Regions from separate parts of the Homo sapiens genome. Here region 1 is linked to region 2. A link is an interaction called in ENCODE POLR2A ChIA-PET data of the cell type or tissue named here. Cell type or tissue: MCF 10A. All regions are shown on one strand. Links, peaks and the distances in the headings refer to the core of each region. The heading gives the core; the rest is flanking DNA.

Region 1 (6,515 bases), core at 2,499-4,998, 55 kb after region 2:
TGGCCTTTATAGGTATCGGCAAATATTAGCATATGTATTGAGTGTTGTCTTAGAGTGCTAAAATTAAGACCTGTAGTTATCAAGTGAACTATGGAACTACAGATCTTAGATTTCAAAAGGTGTAGGGTTTGTGTATATGTGCATGTGTGCACATGTGCACAGCGTGTGTGTATAATTTGTTTGTAACTTGACCTTTCCTTTCCTTGAAGAAGGGCACAGGAGACAGTCCTAGACAGGTTCTCCATATTTTCTTCGTTCAGAAGTGGCTCAAATCTATTTTTTTTGCAGGTGCTAAATAAAATCAAGATGAAGCTAAACAGATGGTCACACCTCCCTCTTCTCATCTCAGTTAGTCAGCCTGATTAAAATGGTCATTCTTCCAAAACTTGCATGTCTTATGCAAATGCTTCAAATATTTCCACAAACCATATGTCCAATATCCTAACTTGAGGGTGAGTAGATTTATGTGAAAAGTTAGTATCGACACCCACTCCAATAATGCATTCCCAGAGATTTCAAAGGAATTCCGTTGGGGTATTTTGGTTTGGCAGACACCGATAAAATGTAGAAATTTCTATTCGAGTGGTTAAAATATTCAGTCAGTGGTGTCTTTAACAAGAAGCAATCTGTACCCCTGAGTAGTTAACTGTGAACTTGACAAACATCAAATGCTTATGTCTTGTATAAGAAAATGACATTTTAGCCTTAAGTAAAAATTTAAGATGTCTTCATAACTTAAAAATAATTGTATTTCATTTCCTTTATTTAATCTGAATTGAAGACCCCATTTTTTGCCAAGATCCATGTTGAAGAAGAATGTCTGGAGTTGTGAATGAATGAATGAGTTTTCTGTTTACATTCTGTGGCCATGGTACAGATTGTCCAGAATGGCCCGCTCCCCATTCTGGACAATCACCTGAGGACTGAGTCCCAGGTTCCATGTCTGTTATGGTGATAATAATAGGTCACTTTAGGGGAGTCTGTGAGGATGACCTTCGGTGACCCGTGTGCAGAATCTCTCAGAATTGTGAGGCTCAGAAAACAAGACCCCAAAGTATGGCGCCAGAGCATGTCAAGTGCTTTGAGCTGGAGGAAATGGGAAGGCCGCCTACGCCAGGTCTCTCCGACCCTCTCCTGCCCTCATGTCTCTCTCTGCCCTCTTTCTGCCCCAAAGTGAGTCATAGAAAACAGAATTCCCCTTCCCTAAGGTGGGTCATGGGCACTAGAATTCCTCTCCCCAAAACCAGCCATGAAACTTAGAAAGGTCACTGTCTCTCTTCCTCCTCGGAGACCCTCATTCCAGAGGAGTCCTGCCCTCTTCCTGAGAGGTAAGGAACACAAATGGAGAAGCCATGGAGAACAGGAACAGGTGGGTCTTGCTGGGCTTACCCTCACTCTCTCACCATTAGATCACAGTCTTCTGTCCCATCACATTCCTACATGTCTGTCCATGCTTCCATCCATCCTAAGTGTAAAAAGACACAGTTTTCCCTGGGCCTTTGATTCTTCATTTCTGAAGGATCTCGTGTCATGTAAAATTTGGACTAAATATTATGCCTATTATGCTTTTCTCCTGTTAACCTGTCTTTTGTTCTAGGAGTCTCTGCTATGACCCTTGTGATGGGTGAGGGAAGACATCCCACCTATCGGACTCTACAGAATGCATGCTCAGGCCCTCCGTAAATACCTTCTGTCTATAGGAATATCGATGAAATACTCAAGTAATTAATCTTTTGCTGAGCATTTACTCTGCGCATGCAAAAATTGAAAATGGCCCACGTTTCTAGGGGGAAATATTACCGCCGAATTCATTGATTCTGGCTTCTGAACACTTCTTCAAGAAGCTGGTTAGAGCACCTACCTACATTCAGAAAATTCTTAAGAGAGATCAATATTGTATGGGGATTCTTGATTATCAGGTTAATTTGGACTATAAATACTCTCTTAATTGGTCTGCAATGCAATTACCAGTGAATCCCACAGCACCAAAAATGTGTAGTTATTCACACATACACAGGTCGATGACACAGGACCCTCTAGGAACACTGGTGCACTCTCTTTATTTGCAGAAATTATACATATGCTCTCGATTCAAGCCTCCAGGCTAATTACTGATCCTCCTTGATTAAAAATGTGAAATTTTAAATTAAACCTACGTTTAATCAAATATTTCATTAAAGTAATTTTAAAATGTTTTGCAAACCACACTATTAACATATTAGGAATGTTACACAATGTCCACTTTTATTAACACATCAATTAGTCAGCGTTTACTGCCTGGGTGACTGCTTTCCAACAAGGATTGTCAAGCCTCCAAGAGTTAATGATGGAAGTAGGCTGCAGGAAATCAGCTTTCCACTTTTCTCATTTTATTTTCTAACTTCCCATCCCTAAGTCAGGTTCTGACATACACGTTTGAATAAGAAGATGATCACCTGAGTAAGAAAAATATCATTTTGTTGTTACTATGTCTAGTTATTTATTCATGTCATAAGATAGCCCCTTTATCAGTTGAAAGCTCCTGGAATTACTTCTGATTTAAAGATTATAATGTCTTTTTGCTCCCAGGACTGAGCCTCCTGGCTCACCATGCACGCACACCTTTCACATAACTGATGTGTTCAGTGTCATCAGCCTGCTATTTCCTAGGGTCTTCTAGGGTGGACCACCTCTCCAGCCACTGTGGCCACAGCTGTGGTGAAAACCATCCAGTGGTCGTCCTTTTGCATGGTTCATAGTCAATAGAGACGGACAATTTTAGTCGTTGAAATTGTACTGCTAAGCAGACGTACCAAACCCATGAGTTGGATCAGAAGTGAAAGCTAGGATAGGTGTAAATTCAAAACACCTGCACTCGTACTATGGTGCCACATTGAATACTAAGGGAACAAATATTTTTGAGGCACAAAATGCCCAAATTAGGGATTTTGAGAACTGATTGTGTCTCTATAATACGCAAGTGGTGTGATGAAACGGGGGCAGTGTGCTTTGATGGTTTTATCCTCCAGAAAAAGTAGAGGCTCCCACCAGACCTTGTAACACATGTGTCATGAATCAATCTCACCTTCAATTTGTTTTCTTTATTTTTGACCTACTTGAGGCTCTCAGCTCTTTATCGGCAGACAAGAGTGTCTCTCCTTAGCAGACAAACCGGGGAGATACATTCAGATTGTATCTGTTTCCCTTTTAAATGGAAGACGGCTTTATCCTTCCCTCCCCACTGCCCGGTTTCCAAATGATTTCCACGATTCTCTCAATATGACCCAGTCTCTCAGACTTGGAATCTTCCAAAATCTCACCATCATATGGGCAGAAGTGGCACTTTGCTTTCTGGCTCAGTCTCAACCCCAAAACTCCACTGCTGCCCTTGTCTGCCTTCCCCCGGGAGGACTTCTCGTCGCCAGTTTCAGGGGGAACATGGAACTGTACTCATGATGGGATTTGGGCCAACCCATCAAAACCCATGACACTATCAATGTGTCTGTGCAGCTGACATGTGAATTATTTAGAAACCACTGGGCATGTAAACTGGAAGACCATGTGTTTGGACTGTTCAAATTGGCAAGTGACTGTCTGCTGAAACTTCCTCTGCTTCCTGTAATAGAACTCAACTTCTCCTCCAGCGCCCTGTGCAGAGTGACTTACGTAAGTGCTGTGCACCCAGAGTCAGCCCCTGGCATTTCATAACTCAGCTTTGGTAACCATGTGGTAACATGATTCAAACATTTTGCAAGCTAGTAACCTTTGCTGATAAGTAGTATTAATACCTCCTACCAGAGCTCTGCGTTTACCGCTGAATCAAGTAAACTCCTCACTCCCTTAGAGTGTTGAATACAGTAGCAGATTATTGTGAAATGAATCAATAAATACAGTTTGAGGTGGGCTTTACTGAACTGGAATGACAATCTGGCATCTTTAGCTGTGGTTGGAAGTTAACCTCTACCCGGTCCTGCTCAAGTGGCTTTCTTTCTAACTATGCTCACTGTCCTGGGCTGAGTCTCCAGTCTTTTTGTGTGTGTGTGTGGTTTTTAATGACATTAAGAATAATAAATTGGTTTGGGGGATGAATCACTATTTTAATAATTTTTTTTTTCTTAAAAATCACTATAAATGCCTGGAATTCTGAATTTTAGATGAAAGATCTCAGTTTCTTCTGGTGATAAGCATTTGTCTATACATTTTCTTTTCTTTTTTTTTTTTTTTTTTTTGAGTCCGAGTGTCGCTCTGTCCCCCAGGCTGGAGTGCAGTGGTGCCATCTCGGCTCACTGCAAGCTCCGCCTCCTGGGTTCACGCCATTCTCCTGCCTCAGCCTCCCGAGTAGCTGGGACTACAGGCACCTGCCACCACGCCTGGCTAGTTTTTTGTATTTTTAGTAGAGACAGGGTTTCACCATGTTAGCCAGGATGGTCTCGATCTCCTGACCTCGTGATCCGCCTGCCTCGGCCTCCCAAAGTGCTGGGATTATAGGCATGAGCCACCGCGCCCGGCTGCATTTGTCTATACCTTAACCAGGGATACGTCTGCACTGGCTCAGGTCTGTTCACACTGGGGCCAGCTCTCTTTCTCTCTGTCTCTCTGTCTCTTTGGCTCTGGACCTGTGTACTTGCCTGTCTGTGTTGGGATTCATGACCTCATTCTTCTCCTCATTCCTCTTGATCACACTCCTCCCAAGAGAGAGGCTGTTCCTTCACTCTCCGATGTTTCCACCCTAGTCCTGCTCAGGTGGCTTCCTGGGGAATCCCTGAAGGCTCTCCTCCTCCCGCCAGGGGCTTGGCAGGCTGCAGGCTCAGGTGCTGTTACGGAGCTACTGGTTCCCGGGCATGGCCACGTCCCAGCAGAATAACTTCTCAACTTCCAGTAGCCCTCGCAGCTCCCGCCGTTCAGAAGACATGAAACAAACACACGAGAAAGTGACTCTGCAGGTAGAACTAGAAGCTGCCCAGCTGCTTCGTTCCCAGCCTGAGAAAGCCGTCCAGGAGCAAGCGGACATCTGAGTCACACGAGGCCTTTTGTGACCAGCAGCCTGAGGCCTGACCTGGGCCCTTCTCTGCAGTCCCTGGACGCCCATTGTCAGGTGCCCTTTCACACCTCACAGACCCTGGACAGGCCCCTGAGTGGAGGAGCGTGCTGGCCCAGCCTCCACTCACCCTCGGGCCCCAGGCCAACATGACAGCCCCTGTCTCCAGGTCCAGGCCCCTCCTTCCACCCCAGGGTCCTGCCTTTCCCTGCCGGGCCCCTGTCTTGTAATCAGTCTGGCCCCTGCCCCACAGGGCTCTCCCTTTCTCTGCTCCCATCTGTCTGAGGACCAGCCTCCCTGAACCCAACCAGCCTCCCTGGACCTCCCTGTCCCCAAGCTCCTATAGGTTTCCTTGTCGGCCATCCCCTGATAATTTACCTGAAGCTTTTCTAGCATCCATGCCTTTAGCTCATGGTGCTGCTTCTTAATCTACTCCCTTGGGAAATAAGGGGATGTAGAGCAAGAGCTCAAGACTTGGGGTCAAATGGACAAGGTTGAATCTCTGGGTTTGGCCCCTCTGTGTGTAGGATTTGGGTAATTTATGCCAGCTCTAGCTCCTCACCTGCAAACCAGACCCAACAGTGGCCATGGCATGAGGTTGTTGGTAAAGGTTGGACAAGGCTCTGAGAGCAGCTATGACACAATGAACATAGATGAGGAGCCAGTAGGCATCAGCAGACTTTCCTTCCTCTGACTTCTTGGGGGAACTTCTCTGGCTGTCCCAGCTCCATGCGTCCGCCTAGTCTCAGGCTCACCCGTGTTCCTGGCCCATCAGAGTCTGTGGTCTCTAGAGATAATGTTCATTATAGGCAACATGGAACCCTTGCTGTGAATCAGGCACAGTCCTGGGCACTTCACAGGCATGATCTCACTCGGTCCTCCACACAGCCCTGCGTGTGGCTACCTGCAGGTGAGGCCTTGAGGCTTGAAGAGGTGGAGCGGCTGTCTCACTGCACCTGTGGTAAGGGTGAGATCCCACATGTGTCTTCAGGACCATCTGTGCACACGGAGTTCCTACATTTCTTTCTTAAAGCTCAGACCTCTTCTCAGAGCTTCAGGAAAGTATATCCAGCTAACAAGTGGACAGTTCCACCTGGGGACATCAAAGCCCTTCAGCCTTGGCCCGTCCAGAGCAAGACCTGGCTCCGTCCTCCCGAGACCCTGGTTCGCCTCACTTCCTCTGGGGCCTCCATCATAGCCAGAACAGTGAAGTCTGCGCAGTTGTTCATGCCAGAAATCCGGCAGTCATCCCCGGCCCTCCCTCCCTCCCCACTTCCCTCCTTCCCTCCCTCCCTCCCTCTTTTTTCTCCCCAGCCCCACACAGTCCATTGCTAACTCCCCCGATCTTGCTCCCTAGCTGTACCCTGTACATTGTTCTCTGTCTCCATGGCTGCATTCGCGGTGGAACCTCACCTTCTCTCATCTGTTTCTGGCGCTCATTTTCATCCCATACTGCGCTTGCAGCTGGAGTGGCCTTTTACACATTCAGTCCCTCTTG
Region 2 (6,515 bases), core at 1,740-4,239:
ACCTAAAATTTTTCTCAGTTGGGTGGATAAAACCACTAACGCTTAGAAACTGTTTTCTCATGCAGCTATGTTTCTCTTATTTATGCCTTGAGGACTAATTTCTGGTTTTCTAGCTGTTAATGCACTGTTGACCTTCATAATGGTGCCTTACGCAAGCGATCCCTTCTGTGGGGGTCTCATACAGGGGTGTGGGCGATGCATGCTTTATTAAGGCTCTTGTTTCACCTGGCAGTGTACTGTATCAACGTATAATACAGAAAAAAAATCTCTTTAAGGTCCTCCTTCACAAAGACATAGAGTGAAACTCCCTTTACATGTCAGTATTTGTTCAACACTTTAGGCAACTTGACTGTCAGTGTTAAAATGGAAAACAGGAAAATGGAAAAATCTGACCAATTCTGCCACCTTGAGACTTTCATATAGACCTTGCACAACAATTGTATAGATCACACACCGGCTGTATTTAATATGTAACATTTTCACACATATTAAAGATACAGAAGTATTAAAAAACCCCCAATGTTAATGTATTTGCTTAAAAGGCACAAGTTTCACATATCTGTCTAGCTATCTGTTGGTAATACAGAAAGTATACTACTTTTTTAAAAAAGTGGGCAGAATTCTTGTGTATGTATATTTGTGTGTACAGTATGTGTATGTGTGTATATATATATATTATATATATAGATAATATATAAATATTTTTTTTAAGGAGAAACTAGAATGTTTAGCTAGAAAATTCCACAGCCTGTGAAGAAATATTTCAAAATGGCCATAAAGGAGGTAAAAATGAAAACCATAACCTAACTTTTATAGAGGCTTTATCTTTAATTTAACGATGTGCGGAGGACTTTCTTGCTTGAATCTGTTCCGGGCTGTCTGCTCTGTCCATCAAATGGGCAGGTCTGGAATGGGGCACCTTCGGCCGTTCAGAAGTGGCCTGAACAGAATGCTGGAACCCAGGCTGGACTCGGACACACTAAGGTTTTGATTTTGAATTTCAGCCTTATTAGAAGATCTAACCTAAGAGTAAGCTAACCACAGGGATTCTTTTGTAGAACACTTTTTATGCAGATGAAGCTATTTTTTCCAGCAAGTAGATTCTTCCAGTTTTTCCAAGGAGTAATTTCCCCGAATTGGCATACCACGGCGTGGACAGCTGATATTTCACCCAGCTGCTGGCTTGTGGGTGTGGCTCTTTGCTTTATATATATATACACACATGTGAGTCTGGCTGGGCTGGTATTTTGTTTGATCTTCCTGGAAATGAGCAGTGACTAACGCTCACATAACTGGTTTTTTTTTTATCTGGGCTGATGAATACATTTACCTAAGAAACTCATTTCGTTTTACTTAAGAGGGGAAGTGCAGTTTTCTTTTGGCAGTTCAGAATCCAAGCACTTGATTTGCTGGGTTTGGAAAACTCCTTTTTTGGCCTTCTATGTGCTTAGCCATAACAATTCCATTAAGCAAGAAGGTAAGCAAAAGACAAAAAAAAAAAAAGGAAAAAAAAAAACTTGCACTGGCTTGTCTCACTTACGAAACATGTCGGAGCTGTTTGCCTGGGTGGGGCTGGGTACCGTACCTGTCAATGCCTGTGATTTTCATAATTAGCACGTACATAAAGAAGTACATTCTGTTCAGGTGATAACTGAGCCTCAATCAAGCAGAAACTTTTTGCTTGAAATTAAAAAAAAATTTCTATTAGTGAAATTTCTTTTTTTTTTTTTTTTGGAAGCACCCTGTTATCTAAAGAATCTTTGTAAGATTTTTGTAAAATTTTGTTTTACAAGATTTTATTTGAAATTGTTTTTTGCAAGATTGTTATATTTCTGTATGAATGTATTTTTTATTGGAATAACATAAAAGAATTCTTATCAGCATCTTGAGTCTGGTTGTTTTTTTTGGGGGAAGGGGGTTGTTGGAACAGATTCCTCCTGCATTCATCACCCTGGCTTCCTCCTGGGGGCAAATCTTCATTGAGCAACCCTGAGAACAACTCACCGACCTCAGCCCCTTCCTCTTTCCACAGCCTGTCCTGGGAGCTGGAGAGGATGTCAGCGAGCCTGACATTGCCCTCCCTGAATGCATCAAATACTCTTCTCCAAGGACTGACAAAAACAACCCCCCGGCTGTGGGCACAGTAGGGAACCATGCCGGTTTGATCTTCCATTGCTCAAGCCAGGGAATGCATTGCAGAGGCACCTGCACAACGACAAACTTGAGTGTTTCCCTGCCACTTCTGTGCCTCCACAGCCTGCTCCAGTTCCGCAGCTAGAGCTGGGCCTACCTTCCCCAGCCAGCCCTGCCACACACCTGGCTGAGGCATGTCTGGGAGGGGTGGAGGAGGCAGAGGGACTCCAGGCCAGAGGGCTGTTCTCACAACCTCAGCCCACTCTCAGTCAAGGAGGGCAGAAAATAAAAGATGACATCACTGCCAGAGGAGTTACATCTCTTTTTTTTCTTTTAAGGCCAATAAGATACATTAAATGTAGAGTTTGTTTGAAAATAGGCAGCCTTTTGTTTTTTAGAGCAATGTTTAGCAAGTAATCTCAGCTTTGCTTTACTGTGTGGACCAGGACAATTTGATCCTTGTAGGAGTCCATTTTCAGATTACACTAAGCCAATCAGTAGCAATGGGGTAAATCAATGTGTTTCCGTGGGAACCAGCTTCTTAGTGTGACAACAAGGATATTCTACTTGAGGTGGCTTAAGCGCTCACTCCTCTCCATAGCTCTTCATTTTGCTAAACGTGGGGAATTTACAGTGGTTGCTTTTAATTTTATAATTGGAGAGGGGATGGATGTTAAGATGTGTGCCCAGACTAGGAATGTTCATTAATTTTCTTTCTATAACTGTGGTAAAAATGTCAGCAGTTTGGAGGGAGCTGTGGTAGGGCAGGACGTGGGGAGCAGACGACATTATTGCCGGGATTCGTGGGCGTGTTCTATCCCCAAGCACATGTCAACATGACTCATGGTTGGATTGCCCCGAATGTACAGTCTAAATTTAAAGTCTTGATAGTCATTCGCGGCTACTATTAAGACTTGACCACTTTGTCATGGAAAGACTATGCAGGACAGCTAAGTTATGTTCAAATAAGGCTGTTAGCGCTGCCGTGCAAGGAATCGGCTGCAACCTTAGGGTATTTATAGAAGTATAAAAAATTTCAGTCTGCTTAACAAATTTTTTGAAACCTAGCTAAAAGAAGAAAGGAAATGTTCTAGCTTGAACGAGCTGTGTGCTTTGGACAATTTGCTGAGCTACACCGACCCTCAGTTTGCTTATTGCTAAAATAGGGCTAGGTCACGTGGATCCAGCATTCTCGATAGCACTACAATTCTGTGGTGTGTAAGTATAGGGTGCACTTCAAATTACACGTTCGCCATCTTCAGAGTGCTGGCCTCAGCTCGAGAAAGCTTTCTCTTGTGCTACATGAAAGAATTGTTGAGGAAAACTGTGCTCAAATGGAAACTAGGACTTTCTCAGATTGCCCTTTGCCCGTCTAATTACAGTTAAGTTATTTAGACATTTGTTGCGTTATAGCATACCATTTTTTAAATTAAAATCACCATTTTTGAAAAGTGCTGTTGTAGCTGTAAATGGACCCAAAGTCTCCCAAGTGTCCCCACTTTACCGGCCCCGTTCCCTATCCAAGTTGACCTGAGTGCTCAAAGGACAACACAGGCAATCGGAGGAAAGTGTCTTCCTTTTCTGCTGTAATTGCTACGGAGAAAGAACACAGCTTTCACACCTAACTCCCCTCTTTTCTGTTAATATTATGCCACCAGGAGCTACTTTTAAACAACCATCCTTGCCAAACGGAATTACTTTCCTAGCAAAATTTCATGATGATGCAGATAATGGTGTCTGCTTCCTACTTCTTGTGCTGTAGATTACAGGACCCCAACCCCCAGGCCACGGATCGATACTGTTCCAGATCAGTGGTGGCATTAGCTTCTCAAAGGAGCATGAACCACCCTATTGTGAACCGTGCATGCGAGGCATCCAGGTGGCATGCTCCTTATGGGAATATAATGGCCTAATGCCTGGTGATCTAAGGTGAAACAGATTTATCCCCAAACCGTCTCCCACCCCCACCTATCCCTACCCTTCTCCACCCCCAAGTCCCACCATCCCTGGTCCGTGGAAAACCTGTCTTCCGTGAAACCAATCCCTGGTGCCAAGAAGGCTGGAGACCGCTGCAGTAGATGTTATATCTATTTCACAGATGAGGAAAACTGAGGCCCTGAGAGACAACACAACTTTCCTGAGGTCACAGCTAGGAAGCAGCAGGCTCAGCATACTGGTCCAGGTCTCTTAGATGCGAAAGACCGTGCTTTTTGTCACCATCCCACACTGCTGTCTCGCCCAACCTTTGCTGTTCGATCTGCAGCAGCCACCATAATATGACATTACATGTATGAAATGCAGACAGGGCTTTCTCGCAATTCAGAAGCACTCCAGCTACAAATTGTGCTGTAATCCTGAGAAAACAAAAGTAACCATTTTGAATTGCTTTCAAGATATGAGACAGATGGCACATATTTATTTTTAATGTTTAAGAAGATAGAGAAAGCAATTGGAGATGTGACATCCTGCATTAATTGGCATGAATCACCTAATGCACACAGTTAAGATACAGAGAGACGAAAATGAGGCCCATGCATCACGCAAATGAGGACCACAACAAAGTGTGTTTAACTAGATTTATTTTATAACAAGGTCTTTCTGTTTCTAAGTAATTTTAACGAGAATTCTCTAAACGTCTGTGGATGAAGAGACAAAGAGGAGAGTAAATATGGGTTCCACATGTCCTGAGAGAAGCCACGCCAGGCGGCACGATCACCACAGAATCTTAAAAGACAGATTTAACCAGAATGCCCATTGGCCTACGAGTCCCGTTCAGCTGCAGTTGCTAGGTTGCATTTACTTTCCTTTACATGATCTGTACAAAACACTGTAAGTGTGTGTGTGTTTGTATTTAAATATATGTGTATGTATATATAAAATGTACATACATACACACAAATACACATGTATGTATATACATTTTATATATACATATACAAATATATATATATACATATACAAATATATATATACATATACAAATATATATATACATATACAAATATATATATACATATACATATATATATATATATGTCAATGATCACATGATCTCTGGAATTATTTTTTAAACTAAGAGCCCCAATTCAGATCTGCCATGAACAAACAACGAGCTTCTTTCGAAGCTCCAGGGCTTGGCTAATGGGTAACTGAACACAGGGTTGCACGCCATTTTTCCAAGATTTGCCCTTTGTTGACGACAGGCACATTTATGGGTGACTTGCAGGTATCAACCAAGCACAGCGCCGCTCCCCTTGATTTCTTAAGTTTCGCGTTACCACATTTCATTTGGTTCTGCAAGATCTGCTTCCAGATGTGCAAGATAGTTAATGACATGCACTGACATTATCAGTTAACTCACTCCAGAGCCAGGCGGCATGACCCAGGTGGCATTTTTCTGTTGGTGAGGAGACAAGAAAGTGGGGCAGTTTGGGCTGCAGTAGAATGCAGCCTTCTGAATCCTTTCAGATGGGAATGGAAAATCCTTCACTATCATCCCCACCTTCCTTGTGCAATGTGCTATCCTCCCCAAATAGGTGATTTATTCTCAGGTTCAGAAGCTAGATCAAGTGGGCTTACCATGACACATATGTGTGTTTGCTGGGGTTTATTTTTATTTTTTTTAAATCTAACTCCTCATGGTAAATTGCCTTTGAGCAACATTCAAATATACAAATAATTGAGTTCATGTAAATTAAAGAGAACTTAAGTGTTAGCTACCGATTTAAAACAGTCAGCTTAGGATCCAAACTTCAAAGCCATGCATTCAAAGGCCATCGTGCCCTGCCATAAGGTGGAGATAGGAGACAGGAGCTGCTCCAGGATGCGTAGGGCAAGAGACCACTAGAAAGTCCCCCATTTCTTTTGTTGCCATTGCTTTTGGTGTTTTAGACATGAAGTCCTTGCCCATGCCTATGTCCTGAATGGTAATGCCTAGGTTTTCTTCTAGGGTTTTTATGGTTTTAGGTCTAACGTTTAAGTCTTTAATCCATCTTGAATTGATTTTAAAATTGACAAATGGGATCTAATTAAACTAAAGAGCTTCTGCACAGCAAAAGAAACTACCATCAGAGTGAACAGGCAACCTACAAAATGGGAGAAAATTTTCGCAACCTACTCATCTGACAAAGGGCTAATATCCAGAATCTACAATGAACTCAAACAAATTTACAAGAAAGAAACAAACAGCCCCATCAAAAAGTGGGCGAAGGACATGAACAGACACTTCTCAAAAGAAGACATTTATGCAGTGAAAAAACACATGAAAAAATGCCCATCATCACTGGCCATCAGAGAAATGCAAATCAAAACCACAATGAGATACCATCTCACACCAGTTAGAATGGCAATCATTAAAAAGTCAGGAAACAACAGGTGCTGGA

Evidence for each region. ChIA-PET counts read pairs that join two places held together with the same protein. Peaks named below come from ENCODE experiments on the same cell type or tissue, not always from the same donor. Only the 100,000 strongest peaks of a DNase experiment are listed, where the experiment ranks them.
Region 1: POLR2A ChIA-PET joins it to region 2 with 11 read pairs; 6 of 35 experiments call an interaction of 5 or more read pairs at or near these places.

Annotation. Positions count from the first base shown.
Region 1 is chr10:3,717,857-3,724,371 of GRCh38, reverse strand. All of the region lies in intron 1 of LOC105376360 (a long non-coding RNA gene), which reads right to left. Among named protein-coding and RNA genes, the nearest start is that of KLF6, 64 kb to the left of the region's middle. RefSeq lists an enhancer at 578-1,777. In MCF 10A, for the core only: no CTCF peak of the experiment used is centred there; a DNase peak (open chromatin) is centred at 3,671.
Region 2 is chr10:3,771,921-3,778,435 of GRCh38, reverse strand. It overlaps KLF6 (KLF transcription factor 6), which reads left to right. Exons shown (of 4, transcript NM_001300.6): 4 at 1-2,440. Among named protein-coding and RNA genes, the nearest start is that of KLF6, 10 kb to the left of the region's middle. RefSeq lists a silencer at 3,885-4,179. In MCF 10A, for the core only: no CTCF peak of the experiment used is centred there; DNase peaks (open chromatin) are centred at 1,975 and 2,975.